Regions from separate parts of the Homo sapiens genome. Here region 2 is linked to region 1. Evidence: chromatin loops called from intact Hi-C (ENCODE). Cell type or tissue: B cell. All regions are shown on one strand. Links, peaks and the distances in the headings refer to the core of each region. The heading gives the core; the rest is flanking DNA.

Region 1 (2,921 bases), core at 326-2,825:
ATAAATGCTGAAGCTCGTGGAAATTAAAATATGGCTATTAGAACTCCAGAGCATGTGCTCTGAGTGACATAGGCTTGTAAACATGATAGGTACCGGGACAGAATTTTAAAATAGATATAATCTGTTGTTTTCTTTAAGTGACTACCTGGATGTAAGTAGTACATTATGTGCTATATTGAGCATTGTAATTTGTAGATCCAAAGACTGGATTTATAATATTTGCCTGAACCGGGCGCGGTGGTTCACGCCTATAATCCAGCCTTTTGGGAGGCCCAGGTGGGCAGATCACTTGAGGCCAGGAGTTTGAAACTAGCCTGGCCAACATGGCGAAACCCCATCTCTACTAAAAATACAAAAAATTAGCTGAGCATGGTTGGGGGCGCCTGTAATCCCAGCTACTCGGGAGGCTGAGGCAGGAGAATTGCTTGAACCTAGGAGGCAGAGGTTGCAGTGAGCCGAGATCATGCCACTGCGCTCCAGCCTGGGTGATAGAGCATGACTCTGTCTCAGAAAAACAGACAAACATAATATTTGCCTGAAGTTGATGCATGTCATTTATTCCATATCTGGATTTCCTCTGTAGCAGTGGGGAAATAGCCATCTTGTACTTATTTCAAAGCTGCTTTTTAAAAGCTGCTTTGTCAACGTGTTCTATTTGTGTGTACATTAGCTACCATTTAAAATTTTTTCTCATGATATGTGATAATTGTCATCTGTTCTATCCTCTTTCAGAGGAGTATATTCTTTTTCTCAGGAATGTTCATTTATAATTTCAGGAAAACAAGTAAATAATTTGGTGGATTCGTCAGGTCATTCAGTTGGATGTCATGCACAAAAGTGAGTATAAAGTAGTTTCTATCATAGATTGTTTGAATGCTCAGATTTAAAACATAAAGGATTTCTTTATGCTGCTAGAAATAGTTTTGTTTTGTTTTGTTTTAGAACTGAAGTTTCTGACAAAAGTATTGCCACAGATCTTGGGAAAAAATCAGAAGAAACCACAGTTCCCTTCCCAGAAGAGAGTATAGTTCCAGCTGCTAAACCATGCCACAGACGTGTACTCTGTTTCGACAGCACTACTGCTCCTGTGGCAAATACGCAGGGGCCAAACCATAAGATGGTGTCCCAAAACAAAGAAAGGAATGCAGTCTCTTTTCCTAATCTTGACTCACCCAATGTGTCCTCCACCTTAAAACCCCCTTCTAATAATGCTATCAAAAGAGAGAAAGAGAAGCCTCCTCTGCCTAAGATTTTATCTAAATCGGAAAGTGCCATTAGCCGGCATACCACCATAAGAGAAACTCAATCAGAAAAGAAAGTTTCACCAACAGAAATTGTGCTTGAATCTTTCCATAAAGCAACAGCTAATAAGGAGAATGAATTATGCAGCGATGTAGAAAGACAGAAAAATCCAGAAAATTCAAAACTATCTATTGGGCAGCAAAATGGGGGTTTGCGAAGTGAGAAATCTATAGCTTCACTGCAAGAAATGACCAAAAAACAAGGCACATCTTCAAACAATAAAAATGTACTTTCAGTAGGTACAGCTGTGAAGGATCTAAAACAAGAACAAACTAAATCCGCCAGTTCTTTGATTACCACAGAAATGTTACAGGATATACAGAGGCACAGCTCAGTAAGTAGGCTTGCTGATAGTAGTGATTTACCTGTGCCCCGGACACCTGGCTCAGGGGCAGGGGAAAAACATAAAGAAGAACCTATAGATATTATCAAGGCCCCCTCTAGTAGGCGTTTCAGTGAAGACAGTAGTACATCAAAAGTAATGGTCCCTCCTGTCACCCCAGACTTGCCTGCCTGCAGCCCTGCCAGTGAAACAGGAAGTGAAAACAGTGTAAATATGGCTGCCCACACATTAATGATTCTCTCCAGGGCAGCCATTTCTAGGACTACTTCAGCAACTCCTCTGAAAGATAACACACAACAGTTTAGAGCATCTTCAAGGAGCACCACAAAAAAGCGGAAAATTGAGGAATTAGATGAACGTGAGCGAAACTCTCGTCCTTCTAGTAAAAATCTTACAAATTCATCAATACCAATGAAAAAGAAGAAAATTAAGGCAAGTTTGAAAGTTTTAATTTCAAAACCACACCTTTTTTTTCCGCTTTAGTGATTAGCGAATTCAGCAGTTCTTGCCACAACAACTTGACTGAACGTTATGGCTAAGACAGCTTTTAGTTTTCATTGACAAAATACATAACCATGATCACAGGACCAATAAGCAGTAGATGCAGGATTCAAACTCAGACTTGTAGGGCAACAAAGCAGTCCAGCAGTGTTAGTGTAGTACGCACAAGGTGTCTAGGTGAAACAGCATTTTCAGGAAAAACTGCTGAGGCATTTGTTTATAAACATCTTTCCGGGGGAAAAGAAAAAGTTTTTCTTTCTTTCTTGGTAGAACTCAAGTTTTTTCATGAGCGTGACATAGTCATGAAAGATTGGGAAACAATATTAAACACTATTGTGTAGAACTACCAAGTAATAAATGACTTTGTTCTTAGATGTTCAGTTTTTTTTTTCCCCCACGTCTTGTAATCTCTTCCATAGGCCCTTAAAAATGTTAGCATATTAGAGCAGTGGAAAAATCAAATTTACGTATGTTTTTCCATTTTTTTGAGAGAGGGTTTCACTCTCGTTGCCCAGGCTGGAGTGCAATGGTACGATCTTGGCTCACTGCAGCCTCCGCCTTCCAGGCTGAAGTGATTCTCCTACCTCAGCTTCCCAAGTAGCTGGGACTACAGGCATGCGCCACTGCATCTGGCTAATATTTTTTCCTTTTTTTTTTTTTTTTGAGACAGAGTCTTGCGCTGTTACCCACTAGAGTACGGTGGCGTGATCTTGCCTCACTGCAACTTCCGCCTCCTGAGTTCAAGCAATTCCCTGCCTCAGCCCCCTGAGTAGCT
Region 2 (2,921 bases), core at 180-2,679, 130 kb before region 1:
AAAAATTTTATGTTATATAGTTTACCACAATAAAAAAGACCTTAAAAAATAGAAATCTCATTAAAATCAATGGAAAAGATCAGAGATGCTAAATTGAACAACCCCAATTCTTGTTTTGTTTTTGTTTTTTCTTTCTTTTCTTGAGACGGAGTCTTGCTCTGTCGCCCAGGCTGGAGTGCAGTGGTGCGAATTAGACTCACTGCAAGATCTGCCTACCTGGTTCTGGCCATTTTCCTGCCTCAGCCTCCTGAGTAGCTGGGACTACAGGCACCTGCCACCACACCTGGCTAATTTTTTTGTATTTTTAGTAGACACGGGGTTTCACTGTGTTAGCCAGGATGGTCTCGATCTCCTGACCTTGTGATCCACCCGCCTCAGCCTCCCAAAGTGCTGGGATTACAGGCGTGAGCCACTACACCCGGCCGAACAACCCCAATTCTATAGTAACATTTATTTGAGGCCATCAATAGCTAGAATATTAGTATTAAAATGTTGAAGATCCTTCTTAAGATTTCTAGAATTGGAGAAGTAGTGCTTTTTTTTTTTTTTTTAATTGAGTGAAAGTCTCACTCTGTTGCCCAGGCATGAATGCAGTGGTGCAATCAAGGCTCACTGGCAGCCTCAAACTCTTGAGCTCAAGCCATCCTCCTACCTCAGCCTCCTAAGTAGCTAGAACTACAGGCGCATATCATCATACTTGGATAATTTTCTTTTTTTTTTTTTTTTTTTTTTTTTTTTTGAGACAAGAGTCTCGCTCTGTCTCCCAGGCTGGAGTGTAGTGGCACAATCTTTGCTCACTGTAACCTGTAACCTCTGCCTCCTGAGCGCAAGCCATCCTCCCACCTCAGCCTCTGGAGTAGGTGAGACTACAGGTGCATGCCACAATCCCTGGCTTATTTTTTAAAAAATTTTTGTAGAGATGGGTTTTCACATCATGTTGCCCAGGCTGGTCTCTAACTCCTGGGCTCAAGCAATCTACCTACCTCAACCTCCCAAAGTGCTGGGATTATAGGTGTGAGCTACCACACCTTGCCCTAATTTTCTTTTTTAAAAAATTTTTAGTAGAAACGAGGTCTGCTATGTTTCCCAGGCAAGTAGCGCAATTTTTAAAAACTAATAAGTAAATATAATAGACATCTTAAAAAGCAAAATTCAGAAAGCAACATTCTGGTATCTACCTCTTAGAAGCATATAAACTTTCAATTAAAAGAACAGGATAGGTTGGGCATAGTAGCTCATGCCTGTAATCCCAGCACACTGGGAGGCTGAGGCTGACAGTTCGCTTGAGCCCAGGAGTTTGAGACCACCCTGGGCAATATGGTGAAACCCCACCTCTACAAAAAACACAAAAAATTAGTCAGGCATGGTGGTATGCTCCTGTAGCCCCAGCTACCCGGCAGGGTGAGGAGGAAGGATAATCTGAACCCAGGAGGTTGAGGATGCAGTGAGCCGTGACTGCACCCAGCCTGGGCGGACAGAGTGAGTCTTTGTCTCAAAACAAAACAAAACAAAGCAAAAAAACAGGAAGAACAGGATAGAAAGACTGCTTATATATTGGTCTAAATATGTTATTTACCTTTGGTTGATATAGTGAATCAAAGTATAAATAACGTCTCGAAGAACAAAGGCCCAAGCTCCTCCTAAGCCACTTTTTATATCTTTCAGTAATAAACTAACAAACAGGTGATATATTTTAAGAATTCTGTGCTTCTTATAAACATTATTTGTTTCAGCTGCTTGCTCACATATGGCAAGAAGAATTTTCTGATAGGAATCCTAGAAAATAAACAGATTTAGTAAAAACTTGTTTAATTAGATACTCGGCTACAATAAATACACTTTATATTTTTTCTTCAAATATTTGAATACCTACACATTTTATATTTAAAATAACTAAATAACAGAATTTAGATTTGGGTTTGATATCAAGTACAAAATGTTACATTAAGAAAATTACTATCTTAAACTATTGCCAATTTATTTAATTTTCAGAAAGTAAACTACAATTAAATAGTATATTCCTATGAAAAAGTAGATATATTCCCTGAGCTAATATATCACTAAAGTGTCACAAGATTCTGTTCTCATATGTAACATATTTCAATTAATGCTGACAAGTAAAATACCATTTAAACTTGTAAATGAATGTTTTCCTTTTTAATTATGAGATAAATTTTTCATTTGTTTACTTTTCCTCTTTAAGATGTATTTACAAAGTTTTTTTAGCTAAAAAAGAAGGAATGTTCTATTATTAAACTCATCATGTATACTTACAGGGCTTTTGGAAAGAATTTCTAAAATGCTTTTTAACTTGGTTTTATGACAATTGCTGATATAGGCAAATGTTGCTTTAATCACATGCGATGGAAAATGAGGTGGATTAGGAGCAGGATCCAAATCCCTAACAGAGTTAAGGGAAAAAATACAGTCATCGTTTTAAAAAGTTTTGTTCATAGACCAGTGAACTTCCAAAATGAAAATTTAGATTTTAATAACCCCCAAATTCAAAAACCATTTTTCTACTGAAAAACTATACTTTCAATAAAATCACAAATGACATATCACAGTCCAGATATATAAATCAGATTATCTAAATACCTTTCACCCTCAGTAACTTAAATAATCTTAAATGATCTTATAATGATTTTCTTAAAAAATCTTATAAAGTTAAAAGGCAGTTCAATAAATGAGCCTCAGTATTACTTCAGATCAGAATCAAAGCTCTATGCCAGTACTGTAAAAGCAGTACTTTAAGACATGGCAATCAACACTTATTTAGACAGCATGAAATTACATATGTGAAAGTACTTTCTCAGATATTATTACTATTTTATATGCCCAGCACAGTAGGGCACATTAAAAAAAAAAAAAAAAAAGTAAAGCATATTTTCAAGTAGCTTACAATCAAGCCAGGGAAACAA

Evidence for each region. Hi-C counts contacts between places; a loop is a spot of excess contacts. Peaks named below come from ENCODE experiments on the same cell type or tissue, not always from the same donor. Only the 100,000 strongest peaks of a DNase experiment are listed, where the experiment ranks them.
Region 2: it touches region 1 in a loop (1.9-fold over the local background); 4 of 110 quality-filtered maps call a loop at or near these places.

What each region holds. Positions count from the first base shown.
Region 1 is chr11:108,160,036-108,162,956 of GRCh38, reverse strand. It overlaps NPAT (nuclear protein, coactivator of histone transcription), which reads left to right. Exons shown (of 18, transcript NM_002519.3): 16 at 777-837; 17 at 943-2,077. Among named protein-coding and RNA genes, the nearest start is that of ACAT1, 40 kb to the right of the region's middle. In B cell, for the core only: no CTCF peak of the experiment used is centred there; a DNase peak (open chromatin) is centred at 1,816; H3K27ac peaks cover 1,619 bases.
Region 2 is chr11:108,288,457-108,291,377 of GRCh38, reverse strand. It overlaps ATM (ATM serine/threonine kinase), which reads right to left. Exons shown (of 63, transcript NM_000051.4): 28 at 2,275-2,401; 29 at 1,577-1,776. Among named protein-coding and RNA genes, the nearest start is that of ATM, 67 kb to the right of the region's middle. In B cell, for the core only: no CTCF peak of the experiment used is centred there; a DNase peak (open chromatin) is centred at 1,437; H3K27ac peaks cover 725 bases.